3 separate regions of the Homo sapiens genome follow, and regions 1 and 2 are each linked to region 3. A link is a contact called in ENCODE Hi-C or POLR2A ChIA-PET data. All regions are on one chromosome and are shown on one strand. The core of a region is the stretch at or near the end of the contact, and the rest is flanking DNA. Distances in the headings are between cores, read along the strand shown.

Evidence for each region. Hi-C counts contacts between places; a loop is a spot of excess contacts on that map. ChIA-PET counts read pairs that join two places held with the same protein, here RNA polymerase II (POLR2A). Pooled maps may share reads with other maps.
Region 1: a pooled map shows a loop between it and region 3 (8-fold over the local background). The contact joins the promoter of ABHD1 here to the promoter of CENPA in region 3. A Hi-C loop is called at or near these places in 3 of 168 maps with a recorded cell type or tissue (CD8-positive, alpha-beta T cell and naive thymus-derived CD4-positive, alpha-beta T cell) and 9 of 50 pooled maps. POLR2A ChIA-PET finds 5 or more read pairs at or near these places in 2 of 52 experiments (BJ and activated T-cell).
Region 2: a map of HepG2 shows a loop between it and region 3 (8-fold over the local background). The contact joins the enhancer-like site here to the promoter of CENPA in region 3. A Hi-C loop is called at or near these places in 4 of 168 maps with a recorded cell type or tissue (B cell, CD8-positive, alpha-beta T cell, HepG2 and 1 more), 5 of 37 single-sample maps with no recorded cell type and 14 of 50 pooled maps.

What each region holds. Positions count from the first base shown.
Region 1 is chr2:27,122,312-27,126,917 of GRCh38, forward strand. It overlaps ABHD1 (abhydrolase domain containing 1), which reads left to right and starts at 1,504. Exons shown (of 9, transcript NM_032604.4): 1 at 1,504-1,751. The coding sequence starts at 1,638. RefSeq lists silencers at 1,349-1,428, 1,449-1,588.
Region 2 is chr2:27,094,740-27,099,377 of GRCh38, forward strand. KHK (ketohexokinase) reads left to right here. Exons shown (of 8, transcript NM_006488.3): 3 at 61-195; 4 at 1,990-2,062; 5 at 2,764-2,910; 6 at 4,457-4,545. It also overlaps a transcript of CGREF1 not described here. Among named protein-coding and RNA genes, the nearest start is that of KHK, 10 kb to the left of the region's middle. RefSeq lists an enhancer at 4,301-4,638. Within about 2 kb of position 1,617, at least 12 of the 41 ENCODE cell types and tissues checked have a DNase peak (open chromatin) inside an H3K27ac peak, as active enhancers do.
Region 3 is chr2:26,784,568-26,789,040 of GRCh38, forward strand. CENPA (centromere protein A) reads left to right here and starts at 1,489. Exons shown (of 5, transcript NM_001809.4): 1 at 1,489-1,729. The coding sequence starts at 1,630. RefSeq lists enhancers at 1-659, 921-1,020, 2,111-2,160, 2,221-2,270 and a silencer at 1,671-1,780.

The sequences.
Region 1 (4,606 bases), core at 254-2,753, 340 kb after region 3:
AGAAAGGAAGTGCTCAGAGTGTGAGCTCTGGATTGTAGGGGAGATGTAAACAACCTTGGCCATTAGGTTGGCCCTGTGATTTATGGATGCCAAATAGACAAATACAGAACCTAAGGAAACACAGTTAAAACACCTACCAGCACCCCAACTTCTACATGTCTGTGTCTAAATGCATCATCTTCCTCTTCAAACCTTCCTCTCCTCTGTTTCCCTGTCCCAGGGATGGACACTTTATATCTGTGCAGTCAGAAACCTGGAGGTCATCCATGTTCCTCCTTCTTCCCCTGCCTCCAATCTACTACCAGGTCCTATCAATTCTGCCACTGATCTTGAAGATCTTCACTCCTCTCCTGGGTATCCTCCAGTCCGGGCATCTTTTGAGCCTGGCGTTCTGTTAGCAGCCTCCCAGTGGCCTCTCTGCTTCTACTTTCCTCCTCCTCCAATCTATTCTCCAAGCAACTGAATGATTCTCCTAAAACATAACTCATGTCACCCTTCCCTTCTTAAAACCCCTGGATGGCTTTCCTCTGACCCTAGGATAAACTGCAGCAATTATGTGGTCCTTGACCACCCACATGCTCCAGCCACACCAACTTTCTTTGTTCCCTTAAGACATCCTTCACCTCCAGGCTTTTGCCTTTGCTGCCCCCTCTGCTAGAACACCCTCGCGTGAAGTCCGGGCACCTCCGCAGTGCTCCCATGGCAGCTGGTACTTCTCTTGTGTGGACCATGTTAAGCCCTGATGACTTGTGGACCTCCTAGAAGCTTTACGGTGTATTGATACCTAGGCTCCTCTCCAGACTAACTGTATCGGGGGTAGGGCCTGGGCACTGGTAGTTTTAAAAATCCTAGATGATTCCGATCTGCAGTCAAGGTTGAAAGCCACTACTCTTAGTAGACGACCTCCTATATTTCAATGAAGACACGGACAGTAACATGGGGGGTCTGTATCAAGTGCCTGGTACAGGGCGGGTGGTGAGCAAATTATCTACTGTACGAGGACTGTGTGGCAGGGACTGTATGAGACAATGCAGAGTGACACTGCAGGAAGGTGCATGTGTTGCAATGCCACCACTGAGCAGCTGAAAGCTTTGTGACAGTGTGGGGTGTCACAGTCGGACAGTGACTGGTGAGGGTCACTGTGAATGGCTGTAGTGTGTGACAGAGCAGAATGTCACTGCAGGAGTAGCTGTGTCCTGTGCGTGACTGACTGCGAGCGCCTAAGGGACTCTGGCCAGGCTGCTGGACTCGGGGCGTCGCCGGGGAAGAGTTTAAGGGAGCTGGAGATGCCCCGCACCAAGATGGCAGCTGGGGGAGGCCGCTTGTCTCGGGCTGCACAGCCAAGAACCGCGGAGGGGAAGAAGGCAGGGGAGGGCGGGAGGCCATTCGCAGGTCACTCGGGTTAGATCCGCGCGAGGCACTAGGCGACCAGCCACCCAGCCCCGCGACCAACTAGCGCCGCCTCTCGCCGCCCATCCCGGGGCACCGGCGGTGGGCGGGGCCAGCAGCGCAAACTGCCTGCAGCGGGGACCGGACCTGCACAGGCCGCCTATGGCGGGCGGCGGGTGGGACCGCGAGTTACAGCCGGCCAACTGGGGCCAGCCAGGAGCCTGAGGGTCGGAAGCCCCCAACACAAGATGCTGAGCTCCTTCCTGAGCCCCCAGAATGGCACCTGGGCAGACACCTTCTCTCTGCTCTTGGCTCTTGCCGTTGCCCTCTACTTGGGCTACTACTGGGCATGTGTGCTTCAGGTGGGTGCGGGTCCACCGCTCTGGCCAGCGGGTTTGGGTGTAGGGGGCAGCTTCCAGACACGGGCTTGGGCCCTTGGTGGGAACTGGGATGGTTGGGCTTCCCCACAGGTGAAATTTGCTACCACCGAATGGAGAGTCGGCTCTGCCTCTCTAGTGCCTCTGCATCCCATGTGATCCCCATGCCAGCTGGGCCTTTTGGGTACCGGAGGGTGCTGCTCCCTATAATGTGGACAAGCATTTGGGGAAAGGTGGGGTGGAAGGCATCCTGAGGTATCAGAGATGTGCACACTTTGCGTTCCTTTTTAGGTGGTTTAGCTGAGTCTTTCAGCTGCACTGAAGGAAGGAACCAGAGGTCTGTGGGTCATGGCTAACTCCCAATACCACCCACCCCCCAAATAGCTTAGTAGGACCTCCCTTCCCTTAAGGGCTGGCTGAGGTCAGAACTGGCCTAGCTCAGAACTGATGGATGACCCCAACTGTCCTTGCTCATTCAGCCGTTTTATGTTCCAGGCTCTCCATATAGTGAGTGTGATGAGAAAGTTTGAAGAGGTTGATTTTGATGAATTTGGAGACTTTTCTCACTGAAATTTAGATATATACATAATTTACATATCCAGGAAAAGCCAAATCTCTTCATCTTCATTAAACTCTGTTCTAGGTAGCTGAGTCTAACAAGACACCTACTGGTTCGAGTCCTTTAAAAAGGTCTATAGGAGACTTTAGTGTTACCTAGACTTTTCCATATTTTCAGAGCTTTCTACATTAGCATATATTGTTTACTAAATGTCTTCCTTAGGGCCGGGTGTGGTGGCTCACGCCTGTAATCCCAACACTTTGGGAGGCAGAGGCGGGAGGATCGCCTGAGGTCGGGAGTTCGAGAGCAGCCTGACCAACATGAAGAAACCCCATCTCTACTAAAAATACAAAAATTAGCCAGGCATGGTGGCACATGCCTATAATCCCAGCTACTCGGGAGCCTGAGGCAGGAGAATCACTTGAACCTGGGAGGCGGAGGTTGCAATGAGCCTCGTGCCATTGCACTCCAGCCTGAGCAACAAGAGTGAAACTCCGTCTCAAAAAAAAAAAAAAAAGTCTTCCTTAATAAAACAGTTAAAAACTCCAAGCCTCACAATACTCTGTAGGCCTCACTTTATACATCAGATTTGGAAGGTCACTTCAGAACAAAACTGCCCCTAAGGAAACACTTTCCTTTACTTGCAACTAGCTGCACAGAAATCTGGGCCCCTGCTGCTTTATAGACTAAACCCTTTATAAGCTAACGAATACTGGTTAAAATGCAGGAAAAGTGCCATTCTGGAGGCCCTCTAGATACGGTGTTTGGATTGGCCAGCACTGTAATGGATCTATACTGATTTAAGCATAGCAACCAGTGCCATATTGTAATACTAATTCATTCTCAGGAGGGAGTCAAGAAACATTTTCTTGAGTTAAAATCAAATTAACCCACATAAATCAAACCTGTGAACAAATTTATAAGTCTTGTTCCACACTACTGGGCCGTTTGACCAAGGAATTAATAAACTGATAGTAACTCAGCCGAGCACAGTGGCTCATGCCTGTAATCCCAGCATTTTGGGAGGCTGAGGCGGGCGAATCACTTGATGTCAGGAGTTCGAGACCCGCCTGGCCAACATGGTGAAACCCCTATCTCTACTAAAAATACAAAAATTAGTTGGGTGTGGTGACGCAAGCCTGTCATCCCAGCCACTCAGGAGGCTGAGGCAGGAGAATCGCTTGAACCCAGGAGGCGGAGGTTGCGGTGAGCTGAGATGGCACCACTGCACTCCAGCCTGGGTGTCAGAGCAAAACTCCGTCTCAAAAAAAAAAAAAAAAAAAGGATAGCAACTCAAAATCTTGGCAATTAGGAGGCAATACCCGACAGTGACTAGACAGCGCAGGCTCTAGAGTCAGACAGACCTGGGTTTGAATCTCCTGCTCTGCCACTAACTAGCTCTGGCAAGCTTCTGGCCCTTGACAAGTTATTCAGCATTCAAATCCGTTCACATAGGGGGATCACAGAACCTATTTCATGGAACTGTTATGAAAATCACAAGACAAAATTTGTGTGAAGTGCTTAGCAGAATGCCTGGAGCTTAATGAGAACTCAACAAATCTTACCTACAAGTACTGGTGGTAATGTCATAGTTAATAATTTTGTTTTGCCTCTTGCTTGCTGTGTAACTGGACAAACCACTTAATCTCTGTCAGTCATAACTTCTTCACTTATAAAATATCTCATAAGTTTGGGCTTAGCCCAGTGCCTTCACACGACTGACAGCTGTCGTAATTCCAGGGCTTAAGGACTAGGGTCCAAAGTCACATCTCCCAACAGTTGCACTATCGACTTGGCATCTCTACCATTTGCCCCTGTAGACTATAGGAACTGTACTGGAGATAGAAATCTGGTCCTCATGTTCCTTAGGGCCCACTGCGGATATGCAGTTTCTATTCTTGAACCTATGGCATACTCCTCCTTCACATGCCTTCCACGTGGCTAGGCTCTCTCATTCACTTGATGTCTGTCCAGAACACAGCAGAGAAGCTGAAAGTCAGGGCTTAGTGCCCACTGACCTCATCTGTCCCTGTTATTTCATCCTTGTCACCTTCCCCCTAGCTGGCATGAAGGAAGAAAAAAATCGATTCACATTAGGGCTGTTCTTCCTTTAGAGCACAATCTAACAGCAGGGGCCCCACAAGTAAGAGAAGATAAGGTCCCCGGTAGAAAGAAGCCCCTTAGGCCAGACGCAGTGGCTTACACCTGTAATCCCAGCACTTTGGGAGGCCGAGGTGGGCGGATCACGAGGTCAGGAGATCGAGACCATCCTGGCTAACAC
Region 2 (4,638 bases), core at 367-2,866, 310 kb after region 3:
CACTTCCAGGCTCTAATCTGTGTCTCCTTGCCCTTTTCCTGGCCCGGCCTCCACCCTAAGCTTCCTGGTGGCCGACTTCAGGCGGCGGGGCGTGGACGTGTCTCAGGTGGCCTGGCAGAGCAAGGGGGACACCCCCAGCTCCTGCTGCATCATCAACAACTCCAATGGCAACCGTACCATTGTGCTCCATGACACGTAAGGCCCCCGGGCCTCGCCCTGCTACAACCCACCAATCAGTTGGCTCAATCAGTTCCCTCACTCGCCACCATGGGCATCCCAACTGCCCCCCTCTGTGGCTTCTGTGTACCAGAAGTTGCTCCCCTGCCAAAATGTCCAGTGATTTCCTAATTGCTTTCAATTAGGGGAAAAGTGAGGTGGGAAGGGATGGGCTTTGCTGTGCCTGGTGACTTGGCCTTGGTCAACACCAAAGAAGGGCAGGCAGGCCTATATAAACTGTAATTTATTAAGTGATTCCTCCATAATTATTAAATCGTTAATCAGCAGCTTGGCTGTGGGTGCGGGGAAACTGTTCTCAGGACAGAAGGGTGGGAGATGGGATTCAACCCTTCTTAAGAAGGGCTGTGGGGGGGTGCCCACTGGGATTTCCAAAGTCAGCCCCAGAGTTGCCAGCCTGCAGCATGGCACCAAGGAGCTGGGGTTTGGGTGTGTAAAAGAGATCAGCCCCCCAAAGTTTCCAGCATGATGAAGCCAGGCCACACACCATTCACAGCCATTGCTGAAGGAGGGGAAAGGAAACATGGGGTCAGCAGATCAGGGTCATCTAACATGGTGCTGACCTGGGGGAAGGGGCTATCCCTCCCTTCAGGGTCCCAGGCCACTCAAGAGAGGCCCCATGGGCCTAGACACTTCTTATCCCTTGCAGACTCCCTCCTGCAGGATTTTAGAGGTTTAGTGTACTAAGAACCTAGTACGTGCCAGGTACTGTTATGGCTGAGAGGGCCCAAGCCCAGCAGCCCTCAGGTTCAGGCTGTTCCTACGGCCCAGCCTGACTGCCGGACCTGGAGGAGGGGCAGCCATCCCTGGGCTTCATATGTGCAGTGAGTGTGAGTAGGCAGGCATATGTGCTACAGGTGACCTTCGCATTGGGCAATCCTAGTCAAATGCTTGTTAAGCAACAATCCGTAGTAACCCTGATCAAGGACACAACATAGCTATTTACAGGAGAGGAGCTCTGAGGAGAAATGTTTCTTGCCCACTGGCCTCAGTCCAGGCACATTCACACACATTACCTGCAACTGCAGCAGGCTGCAAGGGGGCTGGGGGTTTCAGCCCCATTTATCAATGTGGAAGTTGCCTCCCAAAGGCCCGGGCAGATCACACAGCTATAGTTAAGTGGAAGGACTCGGCTACAGAACGTGGAGCGGGGACTTTGGCTGAGTTGAGGTCTCTGGCTCAGGAGGGTCAAGGCAGACCTCTATCGGGAGTCCCCTTTCCTAAACCGGCCAAACACAAACTCTTCCTCAAGTGCTACCTTGACCTCAGGGTTGCAACGGGGAGCTATTAAACGCAGGACAGGGGTGCCATAGGTAAACCCCAACGCTGGGGCGCCAGAAGTGAGGGGGACCAGACAGCCCAGGCAGGGGGTCGCGGGCTTTATACTTTCCCAGGGCTCTGCCTGTGGGAGCCGTGTGCTGCTGCAAGGGATTCTGGGAAGTGTAGGCTTGGCGCTCTCAGTGCATTCTGGGAGATGCAGTCTCCAAGGCACACAGACCTTGCCAGTTGACATGTGTTGCAGTTCAGTTTACCGAGATAATTTAATCACAACCTCAAACTCAGGAAAGGGCACCCCAGCAGACTGTAACAGGGACAACCCTGGAGCTGAGCCTGAGAATCCTGTGCTGTGGATCCAGCTTCCTGTCATGCTGCCAGCAGTGCAGGCACAGGGTCCACAGCTGCCAGTTAGAGATCCTGGCTCTGCCTGACCCCATCATGCTCCTTCTTCTCTGTCTTTTCCATCCTGTGACCTAGGAGCCTGCCAGATGTGTCTGCTACAGACTTTGAGAAGGTTGATCTGACCCAGTTCAAGTGGATCCACATTGAGGTAAGCCCTGCCTTACCTGTGTTTCAAGGGGCTCAACCTGCCAGCCTCCTCCACATGTTCTGCCTCCTTGGTTTCTTTGAATCATGAAGTACCTTAGAGATAAATGAACCCAACCCCCTCATTCTCTCTCCATCTTTCCTTATGTCTTCAGGTGAGAAAACTAAGGCCCAGAAAGATTAGATGACTTACTCAAGGTCACACAGCAGAACGTAAGCACAGCTGGCTCCAGGCAAAGTCCTGTGCTTTCTGTGCTACGGGCTGCCCCATTGCCTCCAACTCTGCCTCTGGCGGATGTCTGACTGCTTAGGGCCTGACCCATTACCTCTGGGGAAGCAGGAAGGACAGGGCCTGACTCAGCTCCCAAATAAAGGGAACTAGAGCCTTTACTCCAAGAGAGGTTTTGGAGTCTGGGTGGAAGGAAATCCTGAGAAGTCCTGAGTTCTAGCTCCATCATTTAACCTATGGTAGGTCTTTCACAGTATCTTTTATTCTTTAGTCTTCTCATCTGTGGAATGGAGTAGCTGGTTGATAAGGTCTTCAAAGTCCACGACAGCTCTGAATGTTGTAATTTAGGATGGGGTTCTAGCCCAGCCTCCCCGAGGCCCTCTCCCTCCTCACCCAGAGTTTCAGCGGGGCAGGAAGAATGAGGCAGATTGGCCAGGCAGTGCCCAGCGGTCCTGAGCTGCCCTGTCCTGTACCAGGGCCGGAACGCATCGGAGCAGGTGAAGATGCTGCAGCGGATAGACGCACACAACACCAGGCAGCCTCCAGAGCAGAAGATCCGGGTGTCCGTGGAGGTGGAGAAGCCACGAGAGGAGCTCTTCCAGCTGTTTGGCTACGGAGACGTGGTGGGTGCCCCATTCAGCCTCTCTTTGCCACTTCCAGCTAATTTGGTTCTTAAAGGGAGCCAGAATCCTTTTATCCTGCCTACCACAATTGGAATAGTGGTTCCTGGTTTGGTGGTGTTTGAAGATGGGGGATGGGGGTTAAAGCAAAGAAGTAGACCCCTAGCCTTGGGCTCCAGTGCAGGCCTCAGCAGTGAGCAAGGAGTAGAATGTCTCCACCCCAGGTGGGTGCATAGGTGTAAGAATGCCCAGAGGGCTTGGGTAGGGCTTAAACAGCCACAGGGCAAGCCTGTGTGGAAGCATCTCCTCTCTGGGGCTCCCCAGTCTTTTCCTCTGCAGAATGAGGGCACACAACTGTTCTCTGAGGTTTCTTCCAACTCAGGGGTGTCTGGCAGGTTGTGGGGGCTGCTAGGGTGAGGGAAGGGTGGGAAGGAGACTTGCATGAGTCTCTTTTTGAAAAGGCTGGATGTAAATGGAATTTGGGAAGTAATCCCAGCATCATAGCAGAAGTTGGTTGGAGACCATCCAGCCAAGGTCCTCAACCTTGTGACTTGTCCTCAACCTTGGCTGCATATTAAAAAAGATGAATGCAGGCCAAGTGTAGTGGCTCACACTTGTAATCCCAGAGCTTTGGGAAGCTGAGGTAGGAGGATTGCTTGATGCCAGGAGTCCAAGACCAGCCTGGACAACATAGCAAGACCCCTGTCTCTATGAAAATAAATTAGGCCAAGAGCAGTGACTCATACCTGTAATCCCAGCACCTTGGGAGGCCAATGCAGGAGGATCACTTCAGCCAGTCATTCAAGATTGCAAGACCCTGTCTCTATACAAAAAAAAAAAAAAAAAATTCCTGGCATGGTGGTGTGCACCCATAGTCCCAGCTACTCAGGAGGCTGAGGCAGGAGGATTGCAGTGCCTGAGCCCCACCATCTTGTTTTTGATTGGCAGGGGTAGAGCCAAGGCTTCGGTGTTTTGTTTTTTGTTTTTACCAAAACTTTCTCTGGAGATTCTAAAGTGTAGGTAGTGTTGAGGGAGCCTCTTTGTTTTCCAGATGAAGAAACCATACCTAGAGGACATAGTTGTGGGAAAAACCAGCAAAACTGCTCCAGGGAGCCAGCATGGCGGTGGTAGATTCCACCCCAAGGTGGCGCTCAAGGCTTTCTGTGGGTTTTCAATCCATTGATCAGAGAACAAACGGACCAGGCCTTTTGTTTTACAATTTACAAGGCTGTATTCTATTATATATAAGCATCGATAAAAATATGCTTCTGGCCAGGTGCAGTGACTCACACCTGTAATCCCAGAAATTTTGGGAGGCTGAGGCAGGAAGATCATATGGGGCCAGGAGTTCAAGACCAGCCTCAGGGAGACCATCTTCACAAAAAATAAAGAAAAAAGAAAACCACGTTCCCGTGGGACAGTGAGATGCTACGTTGGGGATCTATGTGGACATGTTGGGGGAGTCGTGTTGTAATGGGGGCAACGCTAGGCTGCTGTTGGTGAATGACGAGTTAGAAGTGACCACCAGCTTCTCTTCCACTGCCCACAGGTGTTTGTCAGCAAAGATGTGGCCAAGCACTTGGGGTTCCAGTCAGCAGAGGAAGCCTTGAGGGGCTTGTATGGTCGTGTGAGGAAAGGGTGAGCCGGGGAAGCCAGGAAGGGGCTTTAGAAGGTACAGGATGAGCCTGGACTCCAGGAGTCCGCCCTGGAGCTGGGAGGATGGCTGGGGGG
Region 3 (4,473 bases), core at 239-2,738:
AGCCTCCTGAGTAGCTGGGATTACAGGCGTGAGCCACAGCACCTGGCAAATTTTTATATTTTTAGTAGAGACGGGGTATCGCCATGTTGGCCATGCTGGTCTTGAACTCCTGACCTCGGGTGATCTGCCTGCCTCGGCCTCCCAGAGTGCTGGGTTTACAGGCGTGAGCCACCACGCTCGGCAAGATGGAGTTTCGCCATGTTGGCCAGGTTGGACTCGAACTCGAACTCAGTGGTTCCGAACAACTTGGCCTCCCAAAGCGCTGGGATTACAGGCATGAACCACCGCACCCCAGCCCAGCATTTGTCCCTTGGTGGACTGCTTTATTTCACTTAGCATAACGTCCTCAAGGTTCATCTATGTTGCAGCAGGTGTCAGAATTCCCTTCCTTTTAAAGGCTGAATAACATTGTGGTATACACCCCATTTTGTTTATCCGTTCATCTGTTGGTGTGTATTCAGGCTGTTTCTGCCTTCGGGCTGTTGTGAAGAATGCCGCTATCAACATGGGTGTGAGAATATCTGTTCAAGTCCCTGGCTATATTTAAATTCTTTTGGATATTTAGCCAGAAGTGGAATTACTGGATCATCTGGTAATTCTATTTTTGATTTTTTGAGGAACCACCAATACTATTTTTCACAGCAGCCGCAGCATTTTACACTCCCACCAGCAATGCACAAGGGTTCCATGAAATCACTAATTTTATAACATTTTTCCTGATTACATGTTCACTGTAGAACATTTAGAAAATGCAAGAAATAAAATTTAGAAAATTAAAATTCCCCTTATTCTACATACCGGGACATGACTTGAATTTTTATTATCCCCAACAAAGGGAAGAGAGCATTTTTTTGGGACGATTGCGTTGCTATAGTGCCGAGGCCTGCCCTGCCCGGACCTTATTCTCAAAGCCCCGCCGATCCCGCCGTCCCCGCGACCCCAAGCGTCAGCAAAGTTTATGCAGTTGAACTGGATTCTGAGTATATCTGTGGATAGTTCCTGGGAGAGTCGCAGATACGACACGGGGTTGTCACATTCTCTATGGGTCTGTTTCCTCATCTTTAAAAGCCATCTCTGCGTTGCTAAGGCAAAGCATAAAATGTTTGAGGAAAGCGACTTTTCTAGAAAGCACGTTCTACAAACACACCATCCACGTTCCAAACTGAGCTTCGGTGTTTTGACTGGAGGGCACCTGAGGACGTCAGTACGGTCCCGCAAAGACCAGCAACCAGATTGGCAAGCAGGGGGCAGGAGAATTTCCCGCCCCATCTCTTTAGTTGTCTATTGGTTGATTTTACCATCAGTCTCCCCTGTCCTCCTATCATCGCCGCTATATTTGTGTCTCGGTGCATACTCTCATTGGCCCTACCTGCAGTCGCTCTACGTAAGGGGCGTTCCAGAGTCAGCCACTGGGAGTCGCTGGATTCGGGTTTTAAAAAACGCCGGCCGTGAAGTGGGCGGAGCGAGCGATTTGAACGCGAGCGGCGCGGACTTCTGCCAAGCACCGGCTCATGTGAGGCTCGCGGCACAGCGTTCTCTGGGCTCCCCAGAAGCCAGCCTTTCGCTCCCGGACCCGGCAGCCCGAGCAGGAGCCGTGGGACCGGGCGCCAGCACCCTCTGCGGCGTGTCATGGGCCCGCGCCGCCGGAGCCGAAAGCCCGAGGCCCCGAGGAGGCGCAGCCCGAGCCCGACCCCGACCCCCGGCCCCTCCCGGCGGGGCCCCTCCTTAGGTAACCGGCCGCGGCCCCATCTCGAAGAGGAGAAAACCGAGGCTCGCAGGCGGAGCCCGGATCTCCCGAGTCCCGATCCCGTGGCACTTCCCTGTTGGGGGACAACGCGGTTCCGCCGTCCGGCATCCGCTCCGGGCACGGGCGGTGCCAGCCCTGCGAGGGGCTGGAGCAGGCGGTTCCGAAAGCGGGAAGGGACCGGCTTAGCCACTTGGCTCCTAACGCCGTCTTCTTGTTAGGACTAGTGGTTACCCAGCGCCCACCGCCCACCGCCAACCAGGCATTGCCTCCCACTGTTCGTGCGTTATCTCAGCTTCATATTGTGCCCATTTTACAGCTAATGAGAAAGCCGAGGCACAGGCCAGAGAGCTTGAGCAGAGTCACACAACTTGGTGTTCTGGCGGACACGGGATTTCCAATCCTCTGTGTTTGTGCATTTTTAAATTGCAAAAGTATTGACTGCTTTCGGTGACGATTTCAAACAGGAGTCCTCTTAGGAGGTGTCTTTCAGGGGTTTTTTTTCCCTTCCGGGAGAGGCTGTTAGGCCTTGAACCGAGGCCCTCTGCGCTGCTCACTCTGTTGCCTTCCAGAGCTTGTGTCCGGGAAAAGGGGCCGAAGTCTGTGTCTTAATTGTCTATGGTGGGCTGGTGGATGGGAGACCCAACGGCAGGAGGAGGCAGATGCCTGTATGGTACATGGTGGCAACAGCTGCTTTACTTATCTCTTAACTCTTGCTACGTAGCTATGAGGAAGATGGGAAGTGTATTGTAGTTTATTTGTTTCATTGCTTTTTGTAGAGACTGGGTCTCCCTGTGTTACCCAGGCTGGTCTCAAACTCCTGGCCTCAAGTGATCCTCCTGCCTGGGCCTCCCAAAGTGCTGGGATTGCAGGCATGAGCCACTGTGCCTACAGGCTTTTTTGGGTTTTTTGTTTTGTTTTGGAGACGGAGTCAGGCTTTGTCGCCCAGGCTGGAGTGCAGTGGCGCGATCTCCGCTCACGGCAAGCTCCGCCTCCTGGGTTCACGCCCTTCTCCTGCCTCAGCCTCCCGAGTAGCTGGGACTACAGGCGCCTACCACCACGCCCGGCTAATTTTTTGTATTTTTGGTAGAGACAGGGTTTCACCGTGTTAGCCAGGATGGTCTTGATCTCCTGACCTCGTGATCCGCCCACCTCGGTCTCCCAAAGTGCTGGGATTACAGGCGTGAGCCACCGCGCCCGGCCGGCTTTTTGGTTTTTTGTTGTTTTTTTTTTGAGACCCATCGCCCAGGTTGGAGTGCAGTGATGCCACGAGGGTTCACTGCAGCCTCAACTTCCCAGGCTCAGGTGCTTCTCCCAGCTCAGCCTCCCGAGTAGCTGGGACTACAGGCATATGCCACCATGCCGGCTAATTTTTTGTATTTTTAGTAGAGGTGGGATTTTGCCATGTTGCCTAGGCTGGAGTAGGTTGTTTCTAGATGTTGCTGTTGCGAATGGGATTTTTTTTCTTTCCCAAAACACGAGGATTTAACCTTTGCTTCCAGCCAACTTGCTGAATTCTCGTTCACCCTAGTCGTTTTTAGTTGCTCCAGTTGGAATTTTTAAGTAGACTATTATGTCATCTGCAAATAACTTTTGAATCTTCCGTTTTCATTTCTACACATTTTATTTATTATTGTATGGTACTAGTAAGGCCCTGAGACTCACTAAGAGTGGTGTTTTGGTCATCTTTGTCTTGTTTGTAATTTTAACAGGAATATTAAGTATGATGTTTGCTGTTGCTTTCCAAGGTAGAAGCATCCTTCTACTCCTGGTTAAATGGAAGGTTTATCTCAAATGGGCAGTCAACACTTCTTGGCAGTCCTACCACCTTTGTCTGGTATTCTTTCTTCAATTTTCGAGACAGAGTCTCACTCTTGTCATCCAGGCTGTAGTGCAGTGGTGCTATCTTGGTTCATTGCAGCCTTGACCTCCTGGGCTCATGCAGTCCTCCTGCTTCACCCTCCTGAATAGCTAGGATGACAGACCTGCACCACCATGCTTGACTATTTTTAAACCTTTTTTGTAGAGACAAATTGTTTTGTCTCTACAGAACAAAAAAAAAACAGCCATCGTGCCTGGCCTTTGTCTGGAATTCTTGCTTTTCCATTCTCCCCATGACTATTTCATACCTTTTTCTCCCTCCTCGACTTCCTACAGCTCCATTCCCCCCACTCACTCTTAGCCAATAATGGCCTTGACTAGGTGTCCCCCTTCCTATCAAAGCCCTTCCTTCTACATGGGGTCTTGGTCATATCCTTCTTTCACCTACAGAGGAGCTTTCTACCTGTGCTTAGATAAATCCAGACACTTCACACTGGCATCGGCACATATGCTCTAGTATTTATGATGTTTTGTTTTGTTTTGTTTTTGTTTTTGTTTTTGAGACGGAGTTTCCCTCTTGTTGCCCAGGCTGGAGAGCAACGGCGTGATCTCGGCTTACCGCAACCTCTACCTCCCGGGTTCAAGCGATTCTCCTGCCTCAGCCTCCCGAGTAGCTAGGATTACAGGCATGCACCACCGCATCCGGCTAATTTTGTGTTTTTAGTAGAGACGGGGTTTCACCATGTTGGTCAGGCTGGTCTCCAACTGCCAACCTCAAGTGATCCGCCCACCTTGGCCTCCCAGAGTGCTGGGATTACAGGCCTGAGCCGCTGCGCCTGGCCGTATTTACGATCTTAAGAGAAAGGGCAGGAGTGTTTCCTTGACCCCACATTCTCACTTCCCTATAC